Regions from separate parts of the Homo sapiens genome. Here regions 1, 3, 4, 5, 6 and 7 are each linked to region 2. The links are chromatin loops, found by intact Hi-C in ENCODE. Cell type or tissue: GM12878. All regions are shown on one strand. Links, peaks and the distances in the headings refer to the core of each region. The heading gives the core; the rest is flanking DNA.

The links. A loop is a pair of places that touch in the nucleus more often than their neighbours do. Peaks named below come from ENCODE experiments on the same cell type or tissue, not always from the same donor. Only the 100,000 strongest peaks of a DNase experiment are listed, where the experiment ranks them.
Region 1: it touches region 2 in a loop (2.7-fold over the local background); 1 of 110 quality-filtered maps calls a loop at or near these places.
Region 3: a loop joins it to region 2, with 2.6 times the contacts of the local background. A loop is called at or near these places in 1 of 110 quality-filtered maps.
Region 4: it touches region 2 in a loop (4-fold over the local background); 1 of 110 quality-filtered maps calls a loop at or near these places.
Region 5: a loop joins it to region 2, with 4 times the contacts of the local background. A loop is called at or near these places in 1 of 110 quality-filtered maps.
Region 6: it touches region 2 in a loop (4-fold over the local background); 1 of 110 quality-filtered maps calls a loop at or near these places.
Region 7: a loop joins it to region 2, with 3 times the contacts of the local background. A loop is called at or near these places in 1 of 110 quality-filtered maps.

The regions. Positions count from the first base shown.
Region 1 is chr20:14,722,524-14,727,012 of GRCh38, reverse strand. The region is part of intron 5 of MACROD2 (mono-ADP ribosylhydrolase 2); the gene reads right to left. Among named protein-coding and RNA genes, the nearest start is that of MACROD2-IT1, 170 kb to the right of the region's middle. In GM12878, for the core only: no CTCF peak of the experiment used is centred there; DNase peaks (open chromatin) are centred at 2,346 and 3,226; H3K27ac peaks cover 1,069 bases.
Region 2 is chr20:14,830,381-14,834,869 of GRCh38, reverse strand. All of the region lies in intron 5 of MACROD2 (mono-ADP ribosylhydrolase 2), which reads right to left. Among named protein-coding and RNA genes, the nearest start is that of MACROD2-AS1, 97 kb to the left of the region's middle. RefSeq lists an enhancer at 2,000-2,049 and a silencer at 4,062-4,111. In GM12878, for the core only: no CTCF peak of the experiment used is centred there; DNase peaks (open chromatin) are centred at 1,999, 3,779 and 4,179; H3K27ac peaks cover 2,332 bases.
Region 3 is chr20:15,197,985-15,202,473 of GRCh38, reverse strand. The region is part of intron 5 of MACROD2 (mono-ADP ribosylhydrolase 2); the gene reads right to left. Among named protein-coding and RNA genes, the nearest start is that of MACROD2-AS1, 270 kb to the right of the region's middle. In GM12878, for the core only: no CTCF peak of the experiment used is centred there; a DNase peak (open chromatin) is centred at 2,243.
Region 4 is chr20:15,315,556-15,320,044 of GRCh38, reverse strand. All of the region lies in intron 6 of MACROD2 (mono-ADP ribosylhydrolase 2), which reads right to left. Among named protein-coding and RNA genes, the nearest start is that of MACROD2-AS1, 390 kb to the right of the region's middle. In GM12878, for the core only: no CTCF peak of the experiment used is centred there; DNase peaks (open chromatin) are centred at 1,182 and 2,284; H3K4me3 peaks cover 772 bases; H3K27ac peaks cover 3,359 bases.
Region 5 is chr20:14,900,009-14,904,497 of GRCh38, reverse strand. The region is part of intron 5 of MACROD2 (mono-ADP ribosylhydrolase 2); the gene reads right to left. The region is part of intron 1 of MACROD2-AS1 (MACROD2 antisense RNA 1); the gene reads left to right. Among named protein-coding and RNA genes, the nearest start is that of MACROD2-AS1, 27 kb to the left of the region's middle. RefSeq lists an enhancer at 1,724-1,793. In GM12878, for the core only: no CTCF peak of the experiment used is centred there; a DNase peak (open chromatin) is centred at 1,887; H3K27ac peaks cover 315 bases.
Region 6 is chr20:15,160,112-15,164,600 of GRCh38, reverse strand. The region is part of intron 5 of MACROD2 (mono-ADP ribosylhydrolase 2); the gene reads right to left. Among named protein-coding and RNA genes, the nearest start is that of MACROD2-AS1, 230 kb to the right of the region's middle. RefSeq lists an enhancer at 2,069-2,158. In GM12878, for the core only: no CTCF peak of the experiment used is centred there; DNase peaks (open chromatin) are centred at 2,060 and 2,360; H3K4me3 peaks cover 757 bases; H3K27ac peaks cover 562 bases.
Region 7 is chr20:14,399,689-14,404,177 of GRCh38, reverse strand. All of the region lies in intron 3 of MACROD2 (mono-ADP ribosylhydrolase 2), which reads right to left. Among named protein-coding and RNA genes, the nearest start is that of FLRT3, 64 kb to the right of the region's middle. In GM12878, for the core only: no CTCF peak of the experiment used is centred there; no DNase peak of the experiment used is centred there.

The DNA.
Region 1 (4,489 bases), core at 328-4,327, 110 kb after region 2:
ATATGAAAGAGATTTAATAAAAAGGAACCTAAATTTTTTCAATTATAAATAAGACTGCTGATGGGAGGGTTTTTTTTAACCTCTGGTAAAATGATTTTTAAAGTGGATTTATGGAAAAAGTAGTAAACACATCATGTGTGTGATTTTTTCCAAGTAATTCATATAGTCAGGGATAAGATCACAGCCTATTACTGCCACATAAGCTGTGTAACAGCTGTGTAAGAGTCATCTGAGGAGAACAGAGCTGGAGGCAGGTGCCTGGGTTTGAATCCCTACTTTCGTACTTATGAGATGTGAACTGAACCAGTTTCCTAACTTGATGCCCGAGTAGTTAAAAGCAAGACAATAATGCTACTTAAGCCATAGTGTTGTTTTGACGATAAAATTAGCTAATTTTGTAAAGTGATTAGGGCAGTGTCTGGCATATTATAAGCACTAGGAAACATTTTACTATTTCCATTATGGCAGAGAGATGAGGAAACCAAATCAGAGTTTAGCAAACCTAAGTCTTGATCTCAGTATCGACACTTGCTCAGATAAGAAGCTTAAAAGCAATTCAGTTTCGCCTGTGACACTAATCGCTTCATTCGTTCTGATCCCAGGAGTTAGGATCAAGTGATCTCCTGTGTACAAGGTGCCCTGAAAAGCATCAAGCGTAACCTTTGATCCCTTTGGGAGAAAGGCATTGGATTTCAAGGTACTGTATGGTATGAATTCTTATTCTAGTATTTCAAAATATCAAGGTTATATGTGTTCATCTTCATATTTGATGGTGTCACATTTAATGATGTCTTTGGCACTCAAGGAATATGCCTTAAAATTTATTGCTACTTTCAAACAAGAATATAAGGAGAATTACTGAGCCATTGGTTAATATGCTTCAATGAGTTCATCACATCTTTTGGTATGACCATTATGAAGAATTTTGAATTCTCTCTTGTTTTAATAATTCATTTTTATCAATTGGAATTTCCTTTGTTCCTATAATATTTCAATGAAGAAAGGTATAATGATGAGAGCCAGTCACGTAAGGGACATGATAACAGGAACCACTGTCAGATCTGCTCAGCACCTGTTCTAGCACACACTGTGGGTGCACACACTGTTTCCTGTGCAAACAGCATCTGCAACCCCTAAGGGCTTTTTCTTGGCCCATATAGAGCAGCCCCAAAGTGCTGAGGAGTTCACTCACCAGAGAGCAGCCCTCAGTTAATGACAAATGGGGGTTGGAGGATGAATACATCTATGTCCTCACCCTCTGGGGCGGCTACTCTGAGGCATATTCTATATTGTTTCCCAGCGGTCACCAGCAGAATGGAGCTTCAGTTTTTTGCTGGTAACCTGCTTGAAAACACAAGCTTTGCTGGCTTCCTCTCCTTCCATTGCCTCACTTTCTACTTCCGTACCAGCACTTCCAGGGACCATCTCTCAGTCTCCTTATCTCAGTGTTCTGGGGAAACACACATAATATATCAACATTTATAGAGAAGCTACTATATATGAGCATGCTAAGGGCTTCATATTCTATTTTTCTTTCTAGCTCAGTTTGCATGCCTTCTCTGTCTCCTTTGCTGATTTCTCTTCTCCCTGATGTCTAAACACTGGTGCACTACACTATTCATTCTGGGGAAGCTTCTTTTTTCCATCTCCATTCTCTGCTTAGGTGATCTCATCCATTCTCAATACTTATAAACCAATGACTCCAAAATTTATATTTTTATCCCTGACTGGCCCCCTAACTCCAGATTCACATTTTCAAGTGCTACTTAATACCCTGAAGTAGCTGTTAACAAGGCCAAGAAACAACTCTTGTTATCACTTCCAAAACCTGCTTCTCCTCCCTCTCGTATCTCAGGAAATGGTGTTGTCATCCATCAGTTGCTCAAGCCAAAAACCTAGGATTTGTTCTTGATTCTTCCCATCCTTTCACTCCCCATATCCAATCCATGAGCAAGCCTGTTGACTTCACCCCCAAAACATACTCTGAAACTACCCATTTGTCTCCATCTCCAGAAGTACCACCCTCATCTAATCCACTACTATTTCTCATCTGGGCTATTGCAGTAGCCTCATAACATGCCTTCTTTGTACATTCCATTCTCCACACAATATCCCAAGTAATATGTAAAAAAATACTAAGCAAGCCATGGTGCTTCCTCCTCACAACCTTCCAGTGGCTCCCAACATACTTCAAATAAAACCCCATCTCCTTTCTTGGCTTACAGGACTCTACAGTTCCTGAGCCTGTCTTTGTCTAATACCTGAATGACTTTCTCCTTAGATGATCATGCTCAAGTCTCACTGGCCTTTTTGCCTTTTACTCGAATATAGCAAACTCATTCTTAGCACAGAATTGTTACCATATGTGTTTCCTTTGCTTGAATGCTCTTCTCTCATTTCCTTCTTAAAGCCCCAGCTTAAAAATATCCTCTGCAGAAAGGATTTCATAAACTATTGAACCTAATATAGTGCCCAATCCTATTTTATCAGAGTTGTTTCTACTGCTTTTTCATGCACATTTACTCATGTTGCTTATTTCCTTTCAGTAGAAGTCAAAAATAGGAATTTTCTCTTATGGGGCATCCCTACCATTTACAACATAAACTCACACATATTGGGCCTTTGATAAATCTTGTTGAGTAAAATGGGTGATGGGAACTATTATTATCCCCATTTTAAAGGTGATGAAACGGAGCTTTAAGGTAGTTATGAAATTTACTCAGTCAAATAGAGGCAGAGATTGATACCCAAATCAAATCAGTCTTACCCCAGAGTTCATAATTTTAACCACAACACCAAACTTCCTCTACATATGAGTGGGAAAAAAAAACACCTTAGTCTGAGAACTTAGTACATTCATTTTTACAGAGTATCTGTTTAAAAAACACTCAGCATATTTGAATGTCTCAAAATTGAATGTTACAAAACATTCATAGTCCTTAAGAAATAAATCTTAATTTTTATGCTATGTAGATACACCAAGAAGTAAGGAGAGCAAAGCTATCTTAGTTCTTATCCTCTGTATAAGCCTCCTAAGAGATACCCAACAGTGTAAACAACAGAATACAATTTTCAAACCATTTCTCACAGGAAAATGAAAAGACTCCAGATTACAATAGAACATAATTCATTTCACATGGAAACCACTAGAAGAGTGGTCATGTTCAGTAAGGTTTCTTTTACGAGAATGAAACTCCATTTAACACATACGTATGCAATCTGAAATCTGAGTCACAATGGCCCACAGACCAAGGGATATGACCAGATACATAATTTTTGTGAAAAGCCGAATAGCACCAAATAGAAATAATTATAAAAATGTACCACCAAATGTACATGAGGAAACTCAGCTAATATTACCCAGGAGAATTCAACAGGCATTTAAAGCAAAGTCTTTGAAAATTATTTAGATATGTTTTATAGAGACTCTAGCACACTAGATGAAAAGTTCCAGCCAAGCTTTCTAAGAAACAGCACATTTAGTCACCTCAAAGAAGAAATCCGAGGGATAAAAAAAATACCAAATCTTCATCAAGAGAAGATAAACATATATTTTAAGCCCAATAAAAATGAAACAGGAATATTAGCTCTCCTGCCAGATTCCAAAGCAGTGACTGAAAATGGCACAAAGACACGTTAGTCAATGTTTTATCTCTTTTTTCTCTTTTCTAGTCCCCTCATTTCCAGTGAATAGAGCTGCAAAAGGTAATAATCAAAAAGGATATATAAGAATAAACAATCTGAATCATGCTCCTGATGAGAAAACTGCAGCCCAGCTAACGCGTGCCAAAGCAGGGACTTGATTCCAAGCTCAATAATAGTCTTTCCATCTTACCACACAGTCACTACACCAAGGAGATAGCACAAAATACATATTTTTGTGTATGTGCTGGAATGACAGTGGAATGTAAAGATCAAATTTAAGCCACTTAAAGTTTAAAAAGCTGAGAATTAAAAGAGAAGTGGGGAGGTGTTTGGGTTACAGATTTAACCTGCAAGGTGGTCTGACAAGGGAGTGGTTCCACCAAATATATCTGGTGGCCATGATCAGAGACCAAAGTCAGATTAATATAAGCTGACAAGTCATTTCTTACGATCTTATGTTATTATAATTATTTTTTTGTCTGATATAAACATTATCTATCTTTGGCAGAAGATAAAGTCAGACATCACTCAAAGAGATGGCTATAGAGAAAGTGCTACTAAGAAGCAGAGACAATACCTTTTTGTTTTTGTTTTTTGTTTAAAGAATTTTATTAGCTTTGTTTCATTACATTTGGGAACCAATATAGGTGTCTAAATTGGCAACTAAATTCTACTTGAACTTAAAACTTAGGATTGATGAGAAGATACAAGGGCTACATATAGGCTGTTCCATATGTATTTCAATAAAAAAGCAAATAATGATTATAGAATTATGTTTAAAAACCATTTACTTACTGCTTACTATGTGAAAAGCACAGGAAGTGCCAGTGATAGAATAACAGCT
Region 2 (4,489 bases), core at 192-4,191:
ACATATAAATATATATACACACATATTCTCATAGACATGCAACTAGTCAATGAAAAGAGAGGAATAATTTAAAACACACTTTGAATCACTACCTAATTTCTATTACCCTGATAACACTGAAATCTAACAATGGCTAATACAACTTGGAAGATAATAGAATAAAGTAATTTCAACCAGCAACTGTGGTGGTTCACAGGTAGATATATTGTAGTACCCATTGTAGATTTTACAAATTTAAAAATTCTCTAATATATTTTGAAGTATCTTCTTAAGATTTTAAAATGCATACATAAATATATAGAATGAAGCCTTAAATCTGTGATTGCCATCATACACTTAATGGGTCCCTTCGAATTTTAACTATTCATTTCCACTGAGTCTGCAGTGATTGGGACCCCTGATTTATACCACTACGGATCAATCTTTCACTATCATTGCAGTCATCAAATATATTTTACATGATTAAACTGATTCATGACAAGGCCCAATTAGCCCTCCCTACAGGCTATAAAAACAGTTTTCTGGGAAGCTGTTTAAACTAAACATTTTCTATCAATTTGCTTATATTTCTAGTGTTTCCTCTGAAGTTTGATTGTTAATCCTAAAAAAAAAAAACCATACTAGCGGCAAGGGTAAAGGTCACAAATTGGCATTTCTTCTTAAAATATATCCATTTAAATGCAAATTTTGGCCTTTATTCCTAACCTTTAAACAGTTATTTCATAGAAATGCAAAAAGCAAGAGTAAATTTTGTTTTCATATCTACATAGCAACACTCTAATATATTATGTAGTTTCATTTATCTATATAAACTCTACATTTTTACAGCTTGATGGGTATCTTTAGGGATAAGCAAGATTTTCTCAGAAAATTTAATTTTTTAAAATGTAAATATTCATAGAATAGTTTAAATCTAACTTTAAGAAAATAGAGCCTCATCATTTTTCACATTTTGAATCACTAGAGTTGCCACATTTTTTGTTATACTATTTTTATTCAGCTTATGCAATTTACTAAGCTATGGCATCATTAGTAACAAATAAGTTGAAATAGTCTTTATGGTGGTTGAAACCAATTCAAATACACTTCTATGAAAATAAAAAAGTAAGGCAGACAGCATTTTCCACTAGCATTTCAAAATGTAATAATTGAAAACACAGAAAATACTACATACTAATGAGGTGACCGTTTTGTCCTAGTACCTACATTAGAGTAAAATCGAAATAATTGAAGTTTTAAAAGAGAGGAAAAAAAGCTATTTAGAAAACATTAAAAGTTTCCAAGCATTAAATTAACTGAAAACTTCAGGATTATTACCAGAATTACGTTTCTTATGATGTGAACTTTGATACTTCAGAATCGTAAAAACAGATATGAATATACCAAACTGTCACTTTTTCAATGCCTCATAAGGTGGCATCACACGGGTACTTTGTGCCTCCTGTGTGTCCTCTCAGCCTGTGATTTCTTCTGCAGCTGTCAGGGACAGTTTTCTTGTATCAAGGCAGTGTCTCCTCTTAAGGACTTTGATTCTCTCAATTTTTTCTTCCTCAGGGATTTCTCCTAAGTCATGGCAGCTATCTTAGCCCCTTGCAGGGCAGGTTGGAAGTATGAGGGAGTTAACACCCACAGCCCCATAAGCCCCACGTATGGAATGAGAGTTAGTGATAAACGCCTGAACATCCAATCCTTTGGACCTGTGCAGTGCAATCCAGCAGTGACTAGCTATATATGGCTATTTACACTTACGTTAACTAAAATTAACTAATGCTAAAAATGTAATTCCTCAGTCACACTAGTCACATTTCAGATGCTAAACAGCTACATGTGGCTATGGCAGAAGACAGTGTGGACACACAATGTTTCCATCATTACAGAAAGTTCTATTGAACAGTGCTACTTAGATAGGCAGGTTTGAGGTTACATTTACTACATGGTTCTTCAGAGGGTTCCCAGCAGGACCAAAACTCAGTTGCCCACAGTGGTAACCCCCTAAACAGCACATCCTTCACTGGGTTTTCCCCTGTTCTTAGCTCACTCTCTACCTCACTTCTACTTCCCAGGCTAAGTCAAATAAACAAGTCAAGTAAACTGCTTGCACTCAAGATCTTGACTCAGGCTCTGCTCTGTGAGGGAACTGAAATTAAGAGAAGTAGCATCTCAACATTTTTTACAATGTTTAACTGAGATGCAAACAGGAAAAAGATAATTATAACAATTAAATTGTATGTATTTACAATCTCTTGGGGATGCATCCTGACTGTGTTGGATTCCCTTGAGACCAGTGGGGCACCCCAAAGAGGTAGAAGTCTAACTCCAGAAAGCCTTGAAAACAAATGTGGCTCTTTCTGAAGGTCCCTCTAGGAAGCAGCAGTGAGGGGGTTGCATCAGAACAGAAGATGTGGACCCAGCCTTCCTCAAACTGCCATTCCATACCTTAGCGCACCTGCTCTTCTCCCCTCCTCTGTACCTCCCTCCTTCCCATCCCTCTCATTCTTCAACCCCCCTTACTTGCAAAACACAATATTTTCACCTGACTGGTTGGCTTCTGACACTGTTCTGTTTCTTTCTCAGCCTGATCAATTCAGTGAAGATCAAGTAGTTAAAGAACTCGAGGCTAATACAGTGAAACCCCGTTTCAACTAAAAAAATACAAAAAATTAGCCGGCCATGGTGGCGGGCACCTGCAGTCCCAGCTACTCGGGAGGCTGAGGCAGGAGAATGGCGTGAACCCGGGAGGCAGAGCTTGCAGTGAGCCGAGATCGTGCCACTGCACTCCAGCCTGGGCCACAGAGCGAGACTCCCTCTCAAAAAAAAAAAAAAAAAAAAAAAAAACTCGCAAAGGCATGAAGTCGAGGTGCGGGAGGGTAGGGACTACATCTTCTCTGCTTCTTTTGGTTGCAACACTGGTCTCAAGGGGACCCAATATAGTCAGAATGCATCCCCAAGAACATAACAATCACCAAACGTGAAGCTTACACAACAGCAACAACAAACGAAAACGATGACAAACTCACAACAACTCGGCAGGACAACGTGTGCCAGATATCTTGTGTTGTTGCTTTTTTTTTTTTTTTTTTTTTTTTTTTGAGACGGAGTTTCACTCTTGTCACCCAGGCTGGAGTGCAGTGGCGCGATCTCAGCTCACTGCAACCTCCGCCTTCCCGGTTCAAGCGATTCTCCTGCCTCAGCCTCCTGAGTAGCCGGGATTACAAGCGCCCGCCACCACACCTGGCTATTGTTTGTATTTTTTAGTAAAGATGGGGTTTCGCCATGTTGGCCAGGCTGGTCTCAAACTCCCGACCTCAGGTGATCCACCCTCCTCGGCCTCCCAAAGTGCTGGGATTACAGGTCTGAGCCACAGCACCCGGCTGTTGTTGCTCTTTTTTTAATGGGAGGGATAAGGTAGGCAGGAGGATTGGGGAGTAACTGTCAAAAGGCAAATCTTACATGGATATTCCAAAAGGATATCTGCAAAGAATTATTTCCTAAACGTTTTTTTCCTATAAGTCTGTGATTATGCCTCTAAACAGTCACGTCGATAAAACTGAAAATATTCCCAAATGGCAAATGCATACGTTCATTCAGTCACTCACAAAAGGCAGTGCAGATATATGTGTGTCAGCCACTGCGCCACAGGTAGGAATCCAGAGTAATTAACTTATTCAACAAATATATATTAGACATATGTCATATATTAGGCCTTATGGTAGGTGGTGAGGTGACAGCAGTGGCCAGTTCCTCCCAGTGGTGAAACACAACACTTGGGGAAACCCAGGTGAGCAAAGTGAGGCTCGCAACACAGCAGCACAGGTAGGTATGCTCACAAACCACCATCCCGAGGGAAATGTGCAGAAACAGTAACCAACATTGAGATTTCACCGTGCATAAAGAGAAAACGATTTGAACTAGGTACAGGTAAAGCCAGTTAAGATTATTTTTTTAAATATATTTTAAGGATAAATTTAAGACTCATGAGGACATTTTCTAGCCAGCAAAGCACAGACAGGCTGGTATTGTGGGTCTGATTTAACAAAATAAATATTTGTGGCTGGTTCAATTATGGTAAATTATTGTTTCTCAAGTGCCTGAGTACAAACTGTGCTATCACGTAGGTGAAATAAGCCCTTCCCTTGGGGATCTGGCTCTGATATGCATCTGCCTAGTAATTCCCTGCCTATTAGTAACCGCACCCTTGTTTCAGTTCACTTTTAACTGAATTGTCACATTTTGAATATGGTTTCTCTCAATCTGCATGTTGGGTATTCAGTAAATCAATATCTAGATTACTTATTGATTTTTCTAGTGCTATGTGCACATCCAGATATTTCTTCCAGTTTGAGAAAATGAAATAGAAACAAAATTATGTTAACATACTCTTTCCAATAAGTAAAAAACAAACTCAGTATGATATTCAAATTTGGTGTTTGAATGTTTTTTGTAAGAATATGATTTTTTAAATCTCAATTTATAAACAAAAAGATGCCAT
Region 3 (4,489 bases), core at 279-4,278, 370 kb before region 2:
TGCAGATGAATACTAAATTTAGTGTTGAGCTTCCAGGCAGCTAAAGAAAGAAATACACGAAGTTGTCCAAAGAGACAATCTGCTCTTTTCTTAACCTGATAGTAAATTTAAGGACGTCTACCTCATTGAACTCTCATATAAGGGATATTGAATGACATAGTGGATATCTTAAGCAGTAGTTATGCAAATGGTGCAGAAACATTCTGCATATAGCCACCACACTGTCATCAAAGAACCAGAGGGTATATCATTATCTCTTGATTTGGAACAAGATTTCTCCATGTAGCTAAAATGATATGACTTCGGCATAGTCTACTTTTTATACGGTTCAATTTTAGAGCATCTAAAAGAATAAGTGGTTCGTCTGGTCCTTCAAATGTCTCTTCCAAATATCAGGCACCATGAGTGATCTTTGAGTGATATTCAGGTTCAGGTATCAGTTCCCTTATGACCACCAAAATAATACTGCCCTAGATCCAATAAATAGGTGCCCCTTCCGTGGGTCCTGTATTTTATACACATGCCAATTTACTTTGGTCACTGGGATTCAGTGTTCAGCTCTGGCAGAATGTGATGTATAATCCTAAACATCTGATCTCATCATTAACACTGTTCAGACCCCAGGGAGGTGCTTACATCTCTTTTCCTGTATCTCAGAATAAAAGGAGACTGCATTTGAATGTCACAAAGGGTTGTGGATTGTGCAAATGCAGACATCAGAGATGGACACCCTTTCAGAGTGGAGGGAGGACTTAGCAATAGAAGTGCTTAGGTAAGGGGAAAAATAATTAATTAACCTGTCAAATCCTTTCTCTAAAATACCTTAAGTGCAAAAGATTCTCAAATAATAAAGTGTTGTTTCCTAGGAGAAACAACTATCCATCTCAATTTCTTTCATGTAACAAACTGTGGTCTTGGGCAGTATTCATGAATTAGAGTTGAATGTGTGACAGTTGCACGTATTGGCTAAGTCACCTATTGCAATAATAAGCAATTTGTATCATTGTCTCATGTACTTGTTGGCTTAATGTATAACTACTAAATGTTTATCCATATGGCATTAGGTGTCCATTTGTACTCTTGTCCTGGGTCCTGCGAATGTTAGAGGAGACATGGCCAAAATAGTTAAAACTTATGTGTCAAATTAAAAGTGTATTCATCTGCTTGGTATGTTAGATATCTGGGGAGGGGGGCACTCATCATTTGGCTTATTTTACAGGTGAGGAAACTGAGATCTGTAGAGAAGCTCTGTGTCAAAGAACCCAGTTTCCTTCTAGACAACCTAAGAGACTTTCCACTAACCCATGTTTCATCTCACCATAATTAACTTTTGCTTTATGTCCGAGATGCAGGGAGTTTGAGTACTTCTAAATTAAAGCTACCCAAATTATGGTTTGCAGATCAGCAGCAGCAGCAGCACCTGGGAGGTGGTTGGGAATTCGAAATCTTGGGGCCCCACCCTAAACCTGCTAAATCAGTCTCTGGGAGTAGCATTGGAAATCTGTGTTTAATGAGCTTCCTAGTGAATTATTTATGTACTCCCAGTTGATAATTTGCTTCTAACCCCTTGTTACTCAAAGTGTGGTCCATGGTCTAGCAACAGGGGCATCTCCTGAGAGCTTGTTACAAATGCAGAATCTCAGGCCCACTGAATCAGAATCTGCATGTTAAAAAGATGTATAGAGGATCTGTATAAACATTAAAGTTTGAGAAGGGCTGCTCTGATTGTATCTGTAACTTAAACAAATACCAGTTAGATTACCTATAGTGAAATCTCATAGATTTAGTCTCTGAACTACAAATCGGGATCATGCCTTGTGCCATTTTATAACTTTCTAGCACACGGAGTTTAAATAAACTGTAATGATTGCTAGCAAATAGCACAACCTGGGATCCTAGTGATCCCCTTACGTAGTTAATATGGTTTCACTTAGTTTCATCATTTTAAGTCTACTCAGAGAGTGGCACATGTTGCTTAGCCATTTAGAAATTTAAACATGATACAACCATACTGGTAAATGAGTCTTTTAAAGCCTCTGCAGCTACTAACAGTGATTTGATCTTTTCTCACCTTTACCCCACCAAAAATGAGGTAATTGGGTGACAGGGTCAAACATTGCAAAGAAAACCAGATTGAAAAAATAAGAGTATGGCAATTTAATCCAAAGGAAGGTGACTGAATATATAGTCATCAAAGTAGCATGTGAAGTTTCAGTATTTAAATCAGTCACCAGTGAATTCCCAGAGGGTGGGGGAGACTATCTGAAACCTCAAGTTTTTTACTCCAGTTTTTTTCTTCTTCAACTTATGACCCAGTATGCTGATGAAACAAGGCCTTAGCTGAAACTACGAAGGCCGCATTTCAGAGGTTAAGATAAATTTGGAGGCAGGTTCTTGAAAGAAGATAATTTTTCTCCTCTTATTTTTAACGGTTATTTACTCTAATAAATGTTTAAGTGTTTAGACTTGAAAATAACTACAATCTGAGTTGGTATCATTATGAATGACATCTTCAGAACTGAACTTTTCAACTTGACTTCTGCCTCATTATTGAATAGTAGGTGCTGTATGCTCTTTATATTCCTGTCCCCTGATGCTAATGATAGTAATGACCAAATGCTTAGAGGATGCCCAAAGGGTTGTGGCTACTTTTTGTTTCTGTTAAGTGCTGTAACAACTTATTTGGTCCTCATTTTGACAAAACACAGAAACAGAGGTAAAATAATTTAACAAACTTTAAAACAGCATGAACAAACTGGAAAATATTTCCATAAGCAAATATGACAAATGAATAATGTATTTAATCCATAAAAAGCTCATGTACGCCAATAGAAAATATCTATTTCCCCAATAGATACTTGAAAAAATGTTAATTATAATTTTAGTAACAATTATAACAAAGTCATTTAACGGCTCTTTACCACTGCCAGGAATTGTGCTAAGTATTATGCTTATAATATCTCATTTAATTCTTACTACTCTGTGAAGTCTTCATTATTATCGTCATTTTGCAAATGAAAGAATGGAAATTCAAAGAGGTTAAATAAGTCACCTGGAGTCACACATACATACATTTACACAGTGTTTTTGTTGTTGTTGTTTGTTTTTTGTTTTTTTGAGACAGGATCTTTTTCTGTTGCCTAGGCTGGAGTGCATTGGTGCGATCACAGCTCACTGCAGCTTCGACCTCCCAGGCTCAGAGTGATCCTCCCACCTCAGTCCCCCAAGTAGCTGGGACTATAGGCATGCACAACCATGCCTGGCTAACTTTTTTAACTTTTTGTAGACATGAGGTCTCTATATTGGCCGGGTTGGACTCAAGTAATCCTCTCACCTCAGCCTCCCAAAGTGCTAGGATTGCAGGCATCAGCCACTGCACTTGGCCTACAGTGCAGATTAATGTTACATCTGTCCAGTTGCCACTATCTAAAAGGATGTAGATCACGTACAAAAAAAAAAAAAAAAAGAAGTCCAGATGCTAATTCACATTTGAAAAAAAATGCTCAATGAAGCCACTATTCAATGACATTAAATTTAAAACAACTATTAGAAAAGACTGAACAATCTATGAAACTCGAACCCAGTCAGGAGGCCATGAGATAAGCACACATAAGCACTGGTGGAGTCACATGTCAAGAGCCTTTGATATGCTTCTAGTTCCCAGCAGATTGCTACACTCTACGGAGTCTCTTCTATGGAAATAACTTTGTAAATGTAAATTGTGGGGTTCATAAAAATTGCCCTCACAGGATTCTATACAAAAGAGAAATTGGGAAAAAATAAACTGCCAACCACAAGGGAGCAGTGAAATGAATTATAGTCCATTAACCCAAAGGAATATTATACCATTATTAAATAATAATTATGAGAAAGTTTACACAGGATAATACTAATGATATAGTATTTTATTGAAAACATGAAGACGCTCAGTTGTATATCCAGTGATCTCTAGTATACAAATGTAAATAAATAGGTATAAAAAATAATAAAAATGCCAAGTGTCAAATGTAAGCAATAATTATCTCTGAGCAGTAAATTTATGACGAATTTTTGCTTTTTATTATGCCTTCTAATAAACATATTCACTTAGAACTGACGCGTTGGCAATGCTTATAATTAGAAAATTAAGAACTACCTTAACTTTTAAAAATTGGAAACTTCTGGCCAGGCACAGTGGCTCACACCTTGTAATCCCAGCACTTAAGGAGGCTGAGAGGCTGGGTGCGTTGGCTCATGCCTGTAATTCAAACACTCTGGGAGGCTGAGGCGGGTGGATCACGAGGTCAGGAGTTCGAGACCTGTCTGGCCAACATAGTGAAACCCCGTCTCTACTGAAAATACAGAAATTAGCCGGTGTGGTGGTACACGCCTGTAGTCTCAGCTACTCAGGAGGCTGAAGCAGGAGAATCGCTTGAACCTGGGAGGTGGAGTTTACAGTAAGCTGAGACTGAACCATTGCACTCCAGCCTGGGTGACAGAGCAAGACTCC
Region 4 (4,489 bases), core at 183-4,182, 490 kb before region 2:
TAGAGATGGGGTTTCACCATGTTGGCCAGGCTGGTCTCGAACTCCTGACCTGAGGTGATCCGCCCACCTCGGTCTCCCAAAGTGCTGGGATTACAGCCCCCTGGCAATGAAAAAACTAATTTCTATAACTATGGATTTACCAATTCTAGATATTTCATATAATTGAGATTATACAATATGGGACCTATTGTGTCTGGCTTCATTCACTTAGCATAACTTTTTTGAGGTTCACCCACAGTATAGCATGTTCAGTATTTCATTCCTTTTTATGGCTAAAAAATATTCCATTGTATACCACAATTAATTTCTCCATTCATGCATTTCCACAGTTTGGCTATTGTGCGTAGTGCTTCAATGCACATGTATTGATTGAGTTCCTGTTGTTCACTCTTTGGGGTATTTACCTAGAAGTGAAAATTCTAGGGGATGATGTAATTCTATATTTAGCCTTTTAAGGAACTGCCAAACTGTTTCCTACGGAGGCTGTACCATTTTACATTCCCATTAGCATTGCATAAAGGTTCCAGTTTCTCCACATCTTCACCAACACTTGCTATTTTCAGATTTTGGATTAATGCTATTCTAGTAGGTGACTTTCTCATTTCTGCAAAAAAGGACAATTGGAATTGTGAGAGGGATTTCATAGAATCTATACATAGCATTGGGTATTTTTGCCATCTTAACAATTTTAAGTCTTCTAATTCATAAGCATTAGATGCCTTCCATTTATTTATAGCTTCTTGAATTACTTTCAGCAATGTTTTATTGTTTTAAGTGTACAATTCATTTATTATTTAAATTTATTCCTGCATATATTATTCCTTTGCTCTTATTCTAAAGAAAAGTATATTCTTAATTTTCTTTTCAGTTTGTTAATTACTGGTATATAGAAGCAACTGATTTGTGTGTATTGATGTTGTGCCCTGCAACTTTGCTGACTTTGTTTACTAACACTAGCAGTTTTCTCTTTTTGTGGATTTTTGGAATTTTTAATATAGAGAATCATGTTATCTGCCATTAGAAATAGTTTTACTTCTTCCTTTCCAATTTTAATGCTCCTTATTTTTTCTTGCCTACATCCTCTGTCTGGAACTTTTAGTACAATGTTGAACAGCAATATTGAAAGCAAACATCCTTGTCTTGTTCTTAATTTTAAAGAGAAAGGTTTCAGTCTTTCACCATTGACCATGGTATTAATCATCAGGTTTTCATAAATGTCCTTTAACATGTTGAGAAAGTTTCTCCCATTTCTAGTTTTTGAGTATTTTTCTCATGAAAGGTTTTGGATTGTGTCAAATTCTTTTTCTGCACTGGTTAAGATAATTATTTTTTCCTTTGTTCTATTAATATGGTGTATTACATTGATTGCTGTTATCTTATTGAATGACTCTGGCATTTCTGTGATAAATCCCATTTAGTTATAATGTATAATCCTTTTAATATGCTATTAAATTGAGTTTGCTAGTATTTCTTGAGGATTTCTTCATCTATAATCATAAGGGATTTTGGTCCATAATTTTCTTATTTCTAGTGATGTCTTTGTCTGGCTTTGGTATCAGGATAAGCTGGCCACATAGAATGAGTTAGAACATGTTCCCTCTTCCATTTTTTGGAAAAGTTTGAGAAGGATTGCTGTTAATTGCTTAAATGTTGAGTAGATTCACCAGTAAAACCATCTGGTCTTAGGCTTTTCTTTGTTGGGAAGTGTTTAATTACTGATATAATTTCTTGTTATATAAATCTGTTCAAATTTTGTTTCTTCATGAGTCAGTTTTGCTACCTTGTATGCTTCTAGAGAATTGTCAATTTCATCCATGTTTTGTAATTTGTTAGCATACAATAGTTCAAATATTCTCTTATGATCTTTTCGTGGTAGAAGGTCTATAGAAATGTCACCACTTTCATTTCTGATTTTAGTTAAGTGCAACTTCTATTTTTTTCTGATTTCAGTTAAGTGCAACTTCTGTTTTCTTCTGATTTCAATTAAGTGCAACTTCTGTTTTTTTCTTCGTCTTGCTAAAGATTTGACAATTTTGTTGATCTTTTCAAGGATCTAACTTTTAGTTTTATTAACTATATCTCTGATGGCTAATTTTATGTATCAGCTTGACTGGTCCCAGACATTTGGCCAAACATCATTCTGGGTGTTTTTGTAACAGTGTCTCTGGATGAGATTAACATTTGAATTAGTAGACTGAGTAATGCAGACTGTCCTTCCTCCCTAATGTGCTTGGGCTTCAACCAGTTAACTGAAAACCTCAACAGTACAAAAAAAACTAAATAAAAAGAAACCCTTCTGCTTGACTACCTTTAGCTGAAACATTGCTATTTTTCTGCCTTTAGACTCAAACTGAAACACTGGTTGTTTTTGAGTCTGAAGCCTGCCAGACTCAAAAAGCCATTGGACTGGAACTTATATTCTCAACTTTTTTGGTTCTCCAGATCTTGGATCTTTTCAGCCTCCATTATCAAGTGAACCAATTCTTTATAATAAATATCTTGATAGAGATAGATAGACAGATAGATAGATAGATAGATAGATAGATAGATAGATAGATAGATTAGATGGATGGACAGAGATATAGATATCTTCTTAGCTCTGTTTCACTGGAGAACACTAATACTAATGTTTCTTCTTGAGTCAGTTTTGCTACATTGTATGTTTCTAGAGACTTGTCAATTTTATCTCTGTTCTGTAATAGTTCGAATATTCTCTTATGATATTTTTGTTGTAGGTCTATAGAAATATCACCATTTTCGTTTAGTCAGGGGAATTAGTCAAGGTCCTCCAGGTTTACTCTGATGTTTTTCTATCCTCTATTTCATTTATCTCTGCTCTAATAATTATTATTTCCTTTTTTAATACAAGCCTTGGGCTTAGTTTGCTTATTGTTTTCTACTTTCTTAAAGTGCAAAATTGGATTATTGATTTGAGATCTTTATTTTTAATGTTGGCATTTACAGCTATAAGTCACCCTCTGAGCACTGCTTTTTCTGCATCCTGTAAGTTTGTGTATGTGTGTTTTTATTTTCATTCATGTTTAGGAATTTTGCAATTTACCAGAGTGATTTCTTCTTTGGTTTATTGGTATTAAAGAGTGTGTTATTTAATTTTATTTTTCACATATTTGTGGACTTTCCAGTATTTTTTGTTGTTGTTGTTATTGGTTTCTAACTTCATGTCATTGTGGTCAGAGAAGATCACTTACATGATTTCAGTCTTTTCAAATTAATTGAAAATTGTTTTTGTGGCCTACCGTATGGTCTATTCTGGAAACAGGCCCAGAAGAAATTGAGAAGAATGTGTATTCAGCTGTTGTGGAATGGAGTGTTCAAAATCTCTGTCAGGTCTAGTTGGTGTATGGTGCTATTCAAGTTCTCTATGTCCTTCTTGGTCTCCATTTCAGTGTTCTATCCATTACTGAAAGTGGGATATTTAAATCTCTAATAGTTACTGTAGAACTATCTATTTCTCCCTTGAAGTCCATCAGTGTTTGCTTCATATCTTTTGGCTCTGTTGTTTGTTGCCTATATGTTTATAAATGCTATGGCTTCTTAAAGAATAGACTCTTTTATTAATATTTAATGTCCTTCTTTCTCTCTTTTAATAGCTTTTGACTAAAAGATCATTTTGCCTGATATTAGTAGAGCCACCCTGGCTTTCTTTTGGTTACTACTTGCATGGAATATCTTTATCCATATTTTTGCTTTGAACCCACATTTATCTTTAGATCTAAAGTAATCTCTGGAATCGTGTTTTTATCTGTCTGACCATTTCTGCCTTTGGGAAAATTTTATCCATGAGCATTTAAAATAATTACTGATAAGGAAGTTCTTAATTCTGTCATTTTGCTATTTGTTTTCTGTATATGTTATACTTTTTTTGTTCCTTATTTCCTTCATTATTGCTTTCTTTTGGGGTTAACTGACTTTTTTTTTTTTTAGTGTGCCATTATTACTTCTTCCTTATTTCTTTTTGTGTGTTTTTTAAAGATATTTTCTCAGTGGTTACTGTGGGAATTATAATTAGCATCCTAAATTTACAGTAATCTATTTTGAATTGATATCAATTTAGCTTCAATAGATAAAAAGAGTGTCCAAATGCAGCTTTTGCCTGCTTTATGTTGTTATTGTTACAAATTACATCTTTATGCACTGTGAGGCAATTAACCATATATTTATACTTTTTGTGCATTTGCCTTTTAAATCATATAAGAAATCAAAAGAGGAGTTATTAACCAAAGATAAAATAATACTGGCTTTTACATTTACCTATGCATTTACCTTCACCAGAGTTCATTATTTCTACATATGACTTCAACTTACTGTCATTTTAGCCTGAATAATTCTGTTTAACATTTCCTATAGGGCAGGTCTACTATTAACTTCCTCAGATTTTGTCCATCTGTAAATGTCTTAATTTCTCCATTTTTGAGGGATAATTTTGTCAGATATAGAATTCTTGGTTGATTGTTGTTGTTTCTGTCTT
Region 5 (4,489 bases), core at 313-4,312, 70 kb before region 2:
GTACATATATGCATAATGCATATATGTACCCACCTATATATTTTTAAGTTATATTTGAAACATAATATTCTAATTAGGCACAGTGATTTGTCAAAGACATGTCACATCTTTAGTTCTATCATAAAAGATATTTTATATGGATAAAATCAGTGAATACTGCCAATTATCAGATATACACTGATTTTTCTATTTTTATGTGAATGAGTCACATAAACCCCAGAGATTAGAATACAAGTAAAATTTAGAATAAATCTATGCCTTAGGAAAATTTGACTATCCAACAGCATTCCACTGTTGCTAGTTCTACAAATTCATACTAACTATATCCAAGAACCAACTTTGTAACCCATTCAGGAGCCTACTAAGATCCCAGTATGTTTAAAGTCTTTGGTAGATGTAGACATGGTATCACAGTCCCTCCCATGAGTCCAGTGATTATGTGTACCAGGCAGAAACTTCTTAGTGTTCACTAAAATCTCTATTTCCCTTCTTTCTGGGCACTCAGTTGGACTATACTTTCTAGTCTGCCCTGCAGTTTACTGTAGCCCTGTGGTTACATTCTCAGCGAGAGAATGTGAAGAAAAATAAAAAAACCTTTCATGCACGCTTCTTCATTCTTTAACCCCTTCAGTGAGATGAACATCAGTGCCCAGAATAATAACAGAAGTCATACACTGATAGTGGGAAAGCCTCCATCAGCCTGTATTCCTAAATGACCACATGCAGCAGATCTGCCCACTCTTACTGGCCGGGAACAGTTACCTACGCTAGTCTGTTAAGAAGCCTTTACTGTATTAAGCTGCTGAAATGTGGGGATTATTTGTCACAGCATCTAACAGTATCCTAATGAATACTGCAACCTGTCAAAATTCTAAGTGCTCCCAGGTTCAGCAATTTTTACTCCTGATATATCTAAATAATTTTTAAATAAAAATTTAAAACTAACAAAATTATAGTGCTGATAAACTATAAATACATTAAATTATGTATTCAAATTAATTTCAGGCATAATTGTGTTATCATCAGTCTACTCTCATTAGGAATTAATAAGAATTCTGCAGCCAAGGTTAACTGTCATGTTAGGTTGTTTTTGGTCTTTGATATGATCATCTGTTGTCTGTTCCTGTCTTCTTCAAATAAGTCATGTAAGAAACCTGGGCCGGGTGCAGTGGCTCACGCCTATAATCCCAGCACTTTGGGAGGCCGAGGCGGATGGATCATCTGTGATCAGAAGTTTGAGACCAGCTTGGCCAATATGGTGAAACCCCGTCTCTACTAAGAATACAAATTTAGCTGGGCATGGTGGCAGGCACCTGTAATCCCAGCTACTCGGGAGGCTGAGGCAGGCGAATCGCTTGAATCCGGGAGACACAGGTTGCAGTGAGCCGAGATCACACCATTGCACTCCAGCCTGGGCAACAAGAGCGAAACTATGTCTCAAAAAAAAAAAAAAAAAAAGGGAAAGAAAAAAAAGAAACCTTTAGATGTCCTCTCCCTGACGTACTTCTTTTACTACATGGGTTTTGCTGACAGAAGAGCAAAAAAGTGACCTATAATCTTTCCTTGTATTACTGCTTCTCTGTGACTTCCTACATGGTACCCTCTCCATTTACCTCTCATAACTCTTTCTCTTCTTCTGCCTTTGAACTTACATTTATGTATTGTGATCTGTTTCCCTCATGTGGAGTTCATGGCATTCCTTGAGTCCTTCCCAGCTCTTGCTCTCAAGGCTGAACTTTGCTTTTAGATAGGCTTTTTAGACTACATGTTCCCTAGAGTCACTACTATGGCCTCAACAGCTGCAAGGTCCCTATTTTTTTCAGTCTTTCTCAGCACGTCCTGACCACCCTGCCTCTCTTCTTTTCTTGGACATTGGCTCTTTGGCAACCCTGACCACAAATTGGCTCTCACTTCCCCCTAGACTGACTTACAGAACTAATTTGACTTTGAGCTCTCTGAAAAAGGTCACTTTTTCACTCGTGTGGTATGGGGAGGGTAAATGCTAGTTTTCTGAAAGAATGCCTCAGGAAGATTATTTTAAAAGAGCACAGAACTCAATTTCTCTGATGCCAATCCTTGTTTTACTTTGAAATGTTCTCTCTTTTGCATCAGCAAGGCAAGGAACAATGTGGCTGACCTATTCTCTGCCTGCGGCCTGCCAACTTTTGCTTTCAGGTACTACTTAGAATAAATGAAGAGGAAAAAGGGGGCTCCTCTCTGCTTTAAATGTAACCCTTCACCGCGAATTTTGAAAAGTAAAACAACTAATTCAGCTATGGCTGCTTCAGGAAAATTTGATTTAAAAAAAATTGTATTCCTACAAGGATTAAATTAGAGGTTAATGTTTTGCATTTACAAAAGCATTTTTAAATTTAATGGCCCTTCAATATTTCCAATAAATTAGAAGATTTAGCACATGTAAATGTTAGTTATTCCATTTATTGCAGTTGGCTTTAAAATCATCTTTTCAGAAATATAGCTATTATTGACTGCTTAGAGTAAGTTCCACTGTATAAATTTTATACCAATTTTGTGTGAAAGCTTTGACATAGACTTCAAGATTACATTTCCTAGTAAGAATATCTAAGAAGGCCTTTTCCACCTTTGGCCACAGTCAAATAAAGCAAAAAGCAATCCAAGCTGATAGGCATACAATCCTATAGCCCTAAAGAACCTTAGATTTTCAAGATACTCATTCCTCTGTCTGGCAAATGAGGCTAGAGAAACTATTCCAGGCAATTAGATGCAAATTCTGGTTTTGTTTTTGGTGTATTTATTTTAAGTCTTCCAAAATAATTATGATGCCGATTTTGGCAGTGTTTTAAATAGTTATTTTTAAAATGCAAAGGTAATTTTAAATATACAGCATATTGTAACCTGAACATTATTGTGACACAAACACAGCCATTTAGATCATTTCCAATACTTGGAAAAAAATTCATGAAATTACAAATAGTAGACCATAATTTAACCGAATATATCCTAAAGTTCGTTTCAAGAGTTTCACACTGAATTTTTGTTGTTGTATTAACTGTAATGACTTAGAATACTGTCTGCTTTACAATATTATTTTTTAAGTTTCTTGTTAATTCTGTTTTCTTGAAAACAGCTAGGATGTTTAGTGGAAAGACAATGTCATTAAGTTCCCTTTTACCAATTTATTGGAAAATGAAAACAACTGTTTTGAATTAAAGGATTATAGGCACTCTATAGCTTTTAATTTGTAAAGATTTTTTTAAAACTTCAAACAATTTGTCTAATGCTAAGTACTATAATAAGTATTTTTAAAGCTGCAATAGTGTTTACTGCATCTACTATAAGTAAAAGTTAAAATATTTTATTATAGAATAATACTATCTTCCATCAGATGTCTTGAAATGAAACTCAAAATATGAAAAATGCATTTGGCATTTAAAGTTTCTGTCTTTAAAGATGCCCTTTGGTTATGTTCATATATGCAGTAAAATGTTTTCTTGCAGTATATCTACTCATTTAAATAAATAGTTGCTATTACATTGACTTTACATTAGTATTTCACAATAATTAATGCTTTGCTGAAGGGAAATAGAATTGGTTTCAATTTTCTAGTATTTCAGAGCACATCCACAAAGAAAATCTGAAAGAAACCAGAAAAAGAGCAACATAAATGCAAAGCAAGCAAAATAAGAGAAATAATAAAAACTTAAGCAGAAACAAATGAAATAGAGAATAGAATAACAAAAGAGAAAACCAATGAAACCAAACATGGGTTATTTGAAAGGACCAACAAAATTGACAAACCTTTAGCTGACTGGCAAAGAAAAAAAAAGGGCTCAATTACTAAAATCATAATTAAAGAGGGGACATTACTACTGACCTCGCAGAAACAAAAAAGATTTTACAAGAATACTATAACTAATTGTAGACCAATAAATTAGATAAGCAAGAAGAAATTTAAAAAAAATCTCAGAAAGACGCAAACTACTGAACTCACTCAAGAAGAAACAGAAAGTCTAAATAAAACTGTAACAAGCAAAGAGATTGACTTGTAATAAAAATATTTCCTGCAAAGAAAAGCCCAGACCTAAATGGTTTCTACTGGTGAATTCTACTATTAAATACTTTGAAGAATTGCAACTAATCCTCACATTCTTCTAATAAAGAGTACGAAGAAACACTTCCGAGCTCATTCTATGAAGCCAGTATTATTCGGATACTAAAACTAGACAAAAATTTCAGAAGAAAAGAAAATTACAGGCTAATATCCCCTATGAATATAGGTGAAAAGATCTTCCACCAATTTCCTAGTAAACCAAACCCAGCAGCTTTTAAAAAGAATTATAATCATGACCAAGTGGGAGCTATTCCAGAAATTCAAAGTTGGTTCAACATATGAAAAGTAATCATGTAATATATATTATTAAAAGAATCAAAGATATAAACCATATGCTCATCTCAATAGATGCAGAAAAAGTATTTGACAAAATACAGCAGCCTTTCATAATGAAAA
Region 6 (4,489 bases), core at 231-4,230, 330 kb before region 2:
ATTAGCCTTACACCTCATTAATATTCAATCTTTATTTTTTCTAATATAGCATGTAAAATTAAACATACACCTTGATTGCATCTCAAGGATTTTAATATGTACTGATTTTATTATGATTCAGTTCTAAGTGTTTTTAAATTTTTATTATGATTTTTAACCAATAAATTACAGTTGTTCCTGTCTTTGTGGGGTTGGTTCAAGGCCTCTCTCCTTCCCACCTTCTCATACCAAAGTCCACAAATGCTGAAGTCCCTTATAAAAAATGGCATATTAGAAAATAATGTACACACATCTTCCTGTATACTTTAAATCGTCTCTAGATTTCTTATAATACCTAATACAATGTAAATGTTATTTAAATAGCTGTTATGCTGTATTTTTATTTGAATTATTTCTTATTGTAACTTTTGTTTTATTTTTTTAAAATATTTTCTATCCACAGTTGATTAAATCCACAGATGTGGAACCCACAGATATGGAGGGCTCACTGTATGTCCTTTGAGTATTAAATTTTGCGAAATAACAATTGTTATTTTCTCTGATTTTTTTTCTTAACATTGATTGCCATCAGACACACTATGTATTTTATTTATTTACTTTACTTTTTGTCTGCCTCCCCCAGTAGAATGCAAGTGTCCTCAGAAGGATTTTTGTCTGTTTCATTCACTGTGCTATCATTTTCAGTGCCTAAAGAATTGCCCAGCATATAATGGGTTTTGATAAATATTTATTGAATGATGACATATGAAATACATTGGACTTTTCTCTATGGCCTATAACATGAGTCAGCTTTTTCTGTAAAGGTTTACATAGTAAATATATCAGGCTTTGTGGACCACATGTGGTTTCTGTCATACATTGTCTTTTTGAAAAAAATTTACAATCCATTAAAAATGTTAAAAAAAAAAAGGTTTTAATTTGAGGGTCATACTCAAACAGGACATGAGCTGGATTAGGTCTGTCAGCCATAATTTGCTGATCCTTGGCCTAGAATATGGTCAACTCTTATGACTATTCAATAAATCCCAGAAAATATTAATTTCTAATTTTGAAGATCAGGTTTCTATACTTATGTAAATTACAAGCTTGTTAATTGTACTATTCAAAGCTTCTAATTTGTTGTATTAGATTTACCTCTTAATTAGTGAGAATGCTATTTCTAAATCTCCTACTAAAATTATAGACTTGTTCATTTCTTCTAACAGTCATATCAATCTTTGATTGTCTAATAACATCATATCTTTTTAAATAGTATTTCTGACAAATCTTGTAAATAGTATAAAGTTCTTTTTTTTTCCTGAATAGTTTAATCTTCTGATAATCTCTGTATTTTAACCAGGGAAATTAGTCTTTTTATGCTTATGGTGATAATTGAGGTAGCTAAACTATATGTCTTTTCATTTTTATTTTCTCTTTTTTCCAGTCTTATGTCTTTTCTTTGGATTCACTGATTATCCCTGACCCTATTCTGTTCAATTCAAACTTAAAATTCATGTTATAGTTTCAGTGTTTACTAGACTTTACAGATTATTTTAATCTCCTTGTAAACAATATAAGGGCTTTAAAATGCTTTAACTTAGATCATCTACCTTTCAGCTTACCTGCCATGGTATTCTGTTTATTTGTTGTATCTAATTTGTTTAATGCCAAATTTAATGTTTAATGCATATTATTTTATACAGTCATGTTTATTTACACTTGATTTCTCCTTTGTTATCACCAAGCTTTCTTGTCTTATAAACCTCTTTGATATTATTTCAATTATTGTGTTTCTCCCTGAATGCATGCTATATTAGGAAGAACTTGTTGATTATAAACTTACCCAGTTTTTGTTAATCTGAAATCATGCTATTTTATTCTTGCTCTTAAAAGATAACTTTTCTACATACACAAATACGTATTGAGAGTTATTTTATCTAAGCATGTTTCCTCCACACAGCATTTACTGTTGCTTCTGTCAGTTGCCAGAGGGTAGTTCCAAAAAAGAAATCATTTTTATTTCTGTGCTAAGGGTTTGAACCACAAAGCCACAGAAGCAATGTCGATAGTTACAAATCCTCAAGAAGAATTCTGAGTTTTAGTTCTACTTTCATTTTCCATTTGTAGTAGTCATGGACATAGCCAGGTTTTATGACATCTCTCTTTGCTGGCAGGTGGATTTTTTTCCTGGACCACCCTTTCACCACGAATATAACCTTCTTAGTGTCTAACTTTATGCAAACATCTCAGATTCAAACGTATCTTTGTCCAGGTTCAAGGTCTAGTCTTCCATTTTCTCTTATGGCTATTAATTTTCACAATGCCTTCAAGTCATCCTGAGCCTCAGCTCTTACTTACCACTCCTACCACTCCTCTTTCTGCTCCTAGTCCTTTTTAAAAAACAATACAATACAAAACAAAAACAAAAACTTGGGGATCTCCTTTACTTTCTTGAAAGCGCAGCAAGTCATTCAAATGTCCGTTATTACTCAGCTTCTAGGTAGTTTTCAGCTGTAAGACTCTTCACGATATTTAGTCCCTTCTACTGTTAGAATAGTAATCTGTATTTTATCTTCTTTATTTCTAAGATGGTTTTTAATTAACCCCATTAAGCCATTTTAATACAATACAACACCTATATCGATTGATTGATTTTCATCTTATCAACATCTAAAAAGTGCATTTGTTTTGACTTCTAGTCAGGATTAAATTCCAAACTGCAGGGAGAGATAAATTCAATAAAGTATCTTATTTTGATTTTGACTTTGATTCTTCTGAATGTTGAGTGATTAATTCTATGCTTTGTTTAAACATTGATGAGGAAACTCCTCATTTCTGCATCTACGTAGAAATTAAGTGTAGCTGACAGGTTCCAGAGACAAGCATTCTAAACTGGATTTTCTTCTTTTATTGAATATACCTTTGTCTCTTGAGAAAATAAAATGTAAATTAGTGAGATAATGCAGCTGAACCAGCATCCAGATGGTGTTTTTTAGAAGAAAATCGTAATTTACTGGATTTTTTCTTCTCTTCTATACTAAGCCATATGCTTATTACAGCTTCTTTGTATATTTACTAGTAGCCCACTTAGAATGGGCAGTATGTACAAATATTATGAGATTCCTCTTGATCTAAGATCAGAAGAAACACACGAAGATTTTAACTAGAGTTAATAGTACATGAACACTTTTAACCAGTGTGTAGGAGGTAATATTTTATTAATTATACTATATTATATTACATTATTATATGTTATTACAATTATTTATTAATAATTTTCATATTATATAAATATAACTCAAATTATCGTACTATAATAATATAACTTGATTTAGGTCCAGTTTGTACCATTCCCAAAAGACCTGCAAATGATTTTTTTATTGAGCATATTATGTCCTCAGTTGTGTTAATCATTTTCAGATTTATCTAATTTAATTCTTGTTACAGCCAGCTGAAGATTAGTCCCATTGTATATATGTAGAAACTGAGACTCAGAGAGGTGAACTGACATGTCCAATCCACATGGCAATGAGGCAAAACCAGGATTTAAAGGTGAACTATCTAATAAAAACTTCTACTGCTCCTTACACCTTATGACATTTTCATCAATTGTATAACAGTGTGCATGCACATGCATATGTGTGTGTCATCCACTCCTTGATCCATGTTAACTTCCTGCAAAACTTCTATCTCTCTAGTAAAAAAAATAATCAAAATAATTTACAAAGATAGGTTCTGGGCACATGGAATTAGCTATCATCTGCTCAAATTAAGCACAGATAATTCAGTAATTGTTTCCTGAAATTGTTGCAGATCAGATTAGGAACTAATAATTTATGTATCCAGAAAAAAATGGACCCAATTTCAAATACATATTTAAAAAATACTATTAGATCAAGGGATATAATGGGTTAAGTCAGTTTTTCTACTGATATTTTCTCCTTATCCAAACTGAAAAGCACTGGGGGCAGATAGTGGGGAGAGGATATGGGTGGAAGGGTGAAGGTAAATGGGATCGTGTCTATTTTTCTCCTGTTTATGCCTGCCATAGAATAGGAGGTCATTAATTTTTTGAATAAATAAATGATTCATAGGTGTGACACTAAAGGAGGTCTTATAAAAAGTAGGGTCAAAGGACAAATATGACTAGTACTTCTTCAGAAAATGTGTGTTCTCTACTATACTCTCCAAATAAATCAAACTTGAAAAGTTGCCGAAATTGCAATAGAGTGGTTTCTACAATGTTTTTAGTTGAAACTTTGGAATTGTTGTCTACAGCTCCTTTGCCCTCATATCAAATCGCTATGATAGTTCACCATTTCTTGTTCCAGAATCTCTCTTACATTCATCCTCTTTCTCCATTCCACTGCCAGTGCCCAAGCTTGGGGGTTTCTCTTCTTAATGCTCTCCTGGATAATTGTAAGAGCCTCCTTATCGTCACCGTCCCATCTTTTTCAACCACCTTCAACACACCCTGGCCAAATATTAAGGGGTTCCAATTGTCTCTGAA
Region 7 (4,489 bases), core at 121-4,120, 430 kb after region 2:
CTTAATCTCTCTTTCATGTGTTGTGTCTCTATCTTTCTCTTCTGCCTTATTGGGAATTTCCTCACATCTATATTTCCCTAATTCACTCATGTTTTCATTCCACGGTCTGATCTACAGTTTCAATTATTATACTTTCAATTTATTATAGTTCTGTTTATGTTTGTCCAATTTAACTGGTTATTCTAATTTACTTACTTTTATTTTCAACTCCCCTAATTATTTTTTATCATATTAAACATATAAATTTTTATTCTATATCTGATTTTTCCAATAGTTATATTATTTAGGGTATCTTGGGCTCTTGCATGTTTTATGAATTTTGATTGTAAGCTCATATTTGCTAGAGCTTTATCTACAGGAATTTTTGAGATCTGGTTAATAGGCTTCCTTTTAATAGATTTCTAGTTCCAAGTCAATTAGGGTACACTGCCCAATTGCAACTACTGTAAACTAAATTCTCATTTTGCAGCATTTTTGACAACCCAGGTATTTGGCTCCAGAGAATACTCTGTGAAAAAGAAATCTTCTATTCCATAAAAGGATGTAGTACTGATTTTACAGGCAACAAAATTTCTGCTTTGTATTTCTGGTTTGTATTTCTAAAGCTAAAATATTATTTCTGATGCTGCAATTCTATTTCAACCTTTATAGTTAGTGATTTGTAATGTTTCAATAGCAAACTGGATATTAAGTTCTGATCATTTACTGAAGAGTTTCACATTTATATACTTTGGGCTTTTTAAAAAAAATACCATCCCTTGATTTTTATTTAAAATAAAGCCAACCAAATAATTGAGGGCAGGGGGATGTGTAAAATGCCTTACATCTGTAAAAAGACATTAAGGTAATGTCAAAATTAACAATTTTTTGTAAATAAAGTACTTGGCTTTTTCCTTAATTAATGAAAAATCATCCAGTGACATGGCAATGTCAGTGTTTGGGGGTACAATGAGCCAGTAAGTCAATAAGCATTGTTTATGGACCCCTTAGAAGTGATTTTTTTATTTCCATTGGTATTTAAACAAATGCATAATTCTACATTTGTCTCATCTTGAGAAAATTCCAAAATAAAAGAATTTCTTTAATATCCCAATATCAAACATAATTTTTAAAATATCTTGTGAGTTTTAAATAAGACAAGGAAATAATATCTTTGTTAATGAAATATGAGTTCTAGATTTTGAAGTGTTTATACACGAGATATTTTGCCTTATGAAAGCCATTTACATTCCTTTGAGTCTATTACCCATGCAAGTAGCTGCCTTCTGTCATTAGCATATAGCCTCTTCCTCCTTCTTGAACAAGAAAACACAGCCCCAATGTTCAGTGTTTGGCAAAAGAAACTATTCTAACAACATGAGCAAACTGAATACCCCAAGACTCTGAAACTGTTTTTCCTCTAAGGAAGAAGGTTTCTTTCTATTGGTCTGTTTATGATTGTTAGTTCACTAAGATCCTATTAGGCAACTCTAAGGGGACACTAAAGAAAAGGGCATCAAGTGTTCATTTTTCTTAGAGCATTACCTCAGGGTTCTTATTTAACTCAGCTGTAACTGAGACACATTTTCTATAAACTATCATAACATTTCTGGGATTTAACCTTTGTAGCAAAACCCCACAGACATACACAAACACACTCACACACACACAGACACAGACATACATACGTACACACATACATTTCCCCTATGATGTGAACCTTCCTTTTCAGTTTTACCACCACTGGCATAAAATGCTTAATCTAAGAAAACCCAAGCTAGAATATTTAGAGCAATGTGTTTATAAAGATCATGAAAAGGCAAGAATTAAGGATGAGCAGCAAATGAATGGGATAAATACAATTCTCTTGGGTACATTTTATTCCAGAACACTTTCTGTGTCATATTTTCAAAGCAACTAAAAATTGCATAAACTACAACCAGAACTTAAGTGTTTTAGAAAACAACACTAACACAAAAAAGCCACTGCTCCTCAGAGTTCATAATTTTTAATTCCAGGCAACAAATTAAAGCCAGAAGACACTGAGCATGAGACATATATACCCATGCACATACACATACACATACACTTATAATTGAACTATAATAGCTGTTTATTGATGCAAGGAAAACAGCTAATACATACTCTGTACCATGAAAATATTTCTATATCTAAGTATATTAAAATAATTGACAAAGCCTGCAGTATATCAGAAAATCTCTGGTTTGTTGGCAAGCTGCCTGTTCAGAGAATGTAACAGCTGGTGGATGGCACTTCAATTTGTGGATCTAAAGCAGGAAGCAACAGTACTGACACACCCTCTCCCATACAAGATCAGTATGATAGTCTAGCAGAAGGGGAAATAAATATGAAATAAAACAATTATAATCTAGATTACAACAAAGATGAAACTAAAGTATATGATGGCAGACTCAAATTTGTATTGGGGAAAAAAAAACAGACAGATCTGTGAACCAACAAAACCACCATGAGATGCCTTTTCACAATGACATCCATCAGTGTTGACAGGGGACTTACAAAGAAAAAGGAAATCACATGCTGAGTGTTTTACTTGAATTGAGTCAATTCAGAATAAACACACTGATTGGATGAATGGTTGTCAAAAAAGGCAATTAACACCCAAGAAGAAATAAGTGTGACTTATTTAGATTCATATTTGGATTAATGGAAAAAAATACAATATCTGTGTGATTCTATTTATTTATTTATGTAAAATACACAAACAAAAATTTCAGGCAGTAAAGAAAGCATACAGTAACAATTAAAATTTGCTCTTTCAGTTCAGTCATTGTGGAAGACAGTGTGGAGATTCTTCAAAGACTTAAAGACAGAAATACCAGTTGACTCAGCAATCCCATTATTGGGTATATACCCAAAGGAATATAAATCATTCTATTATAAAGACACATGCATACCTATGTTTGCCACAGCACTATTCACAATAGCAAACACATGGAATCAACCTACTGGAATGGAAATATGCAGTTTCCAGAACTATCCCTTGGCATAAATAATATAACTAGACTACACGTATACTCAGAAATCTGCTCAATTTAGTTAATTTATGGAATGATTAATTGATTTGAAGAACACGAAAATTAGTTTTTGATAGAATTAGGCAAGAGTTTAAATTGACCAGCCACTTCAACCAAGTCGGTTGAAGTCTGTATAGACCGATGTGGATACAGCCTGCATCTCTGTAATGATGATAGTCTATAGCAAATCATATGGCATTACCACACCAAAGAACATTTACCATTAACATCATAAGTACTAATGGATATTATTAATATAGATCATTATGACTCACAGTAGAGTATAAATATGGTAAAAGGACTTCCACTGCTGGACAAGATAGAATAACAGGAACCAGATATACACTCCAGTCTGAAGCATCTAAAAATATAAGACAACATATATGACTCAAGATTTACAAGACATAGGACATTAGGCAGTACAGAACAGTGATCCCTGAGAGAAAAGCAGCAAATAAAATCAGCCCTAGGATTGCCCCATCTTGCTGCCCGGAGACATTTTCCACATGACAGTGTAGGGAGGAGGAACGGAGGTAGATCCAGACATTCTTTTAAAGTTGAGGAAATGGAGTATGGCACCCAGAAATGCCATGACAGCTGTAGTTCACTGGCAGAATATTGAAAGGATATACAGAAGAGCTACAAGATTTACAGGCAGTATCCCCTTGTATTTTCAGCTTAGTACTGATCAGCACATGCATATGATAAAACTACCTGAGAGGAATAATATCTGGCATTCAAACATGACTGGGGAAAGTTTATGTTCCAATTAGCCAGAATGGAAAAACCTCATAATTTACGGGTCATCAGGGAGAGTACTCAAAAGGTATTAAACCCAGTAGTGGGGAAAATTAGCCCTAGAATAAAATCTGCTCTGGTACTGTCTAACAAACCTTAAAAGCAAGGCTTGAAAGGGTCAAACTACTTTCCAGTAACTCCAATGAATCCTAGAATAAAAGTTAAGATATTGATAGGGATTCAAAAATATTTAGCACCCAATATTATAAATTTCACAATGTCTCTCATCCAGTCAACAATTACAATGCTTACTAAGACAAGAAAAAAATACAACCTACAAGGAGAAAAATTAATCAATACAAATACTTAGGACAGAAATGAGAAAATTAGTAGACAAGGGCATTAAATCTTTGTAACTATATTCTGTACATCCAAGTAGACAGAAGAAAGATTAAGCATGTTAAATAAAAACAGGAAAGATTTTTAAAAATCTAATTCTAGAACTGAGAATACAATATATGACATTTAAAGATACAGTAGGTGGAACTAAAAACAAATTAGATAAGACAGAAAAAAATAGTAAACTTGAAAACACAACAACAGAAACTATCCAAAATAAAACAGAGAAGAGGATGGAAAAGAATTTTTTTAAATGATCAGAACATCAGTGAGCTGTAAGACAATTTTAAACAACCTAATATGCATGCATGTAAACA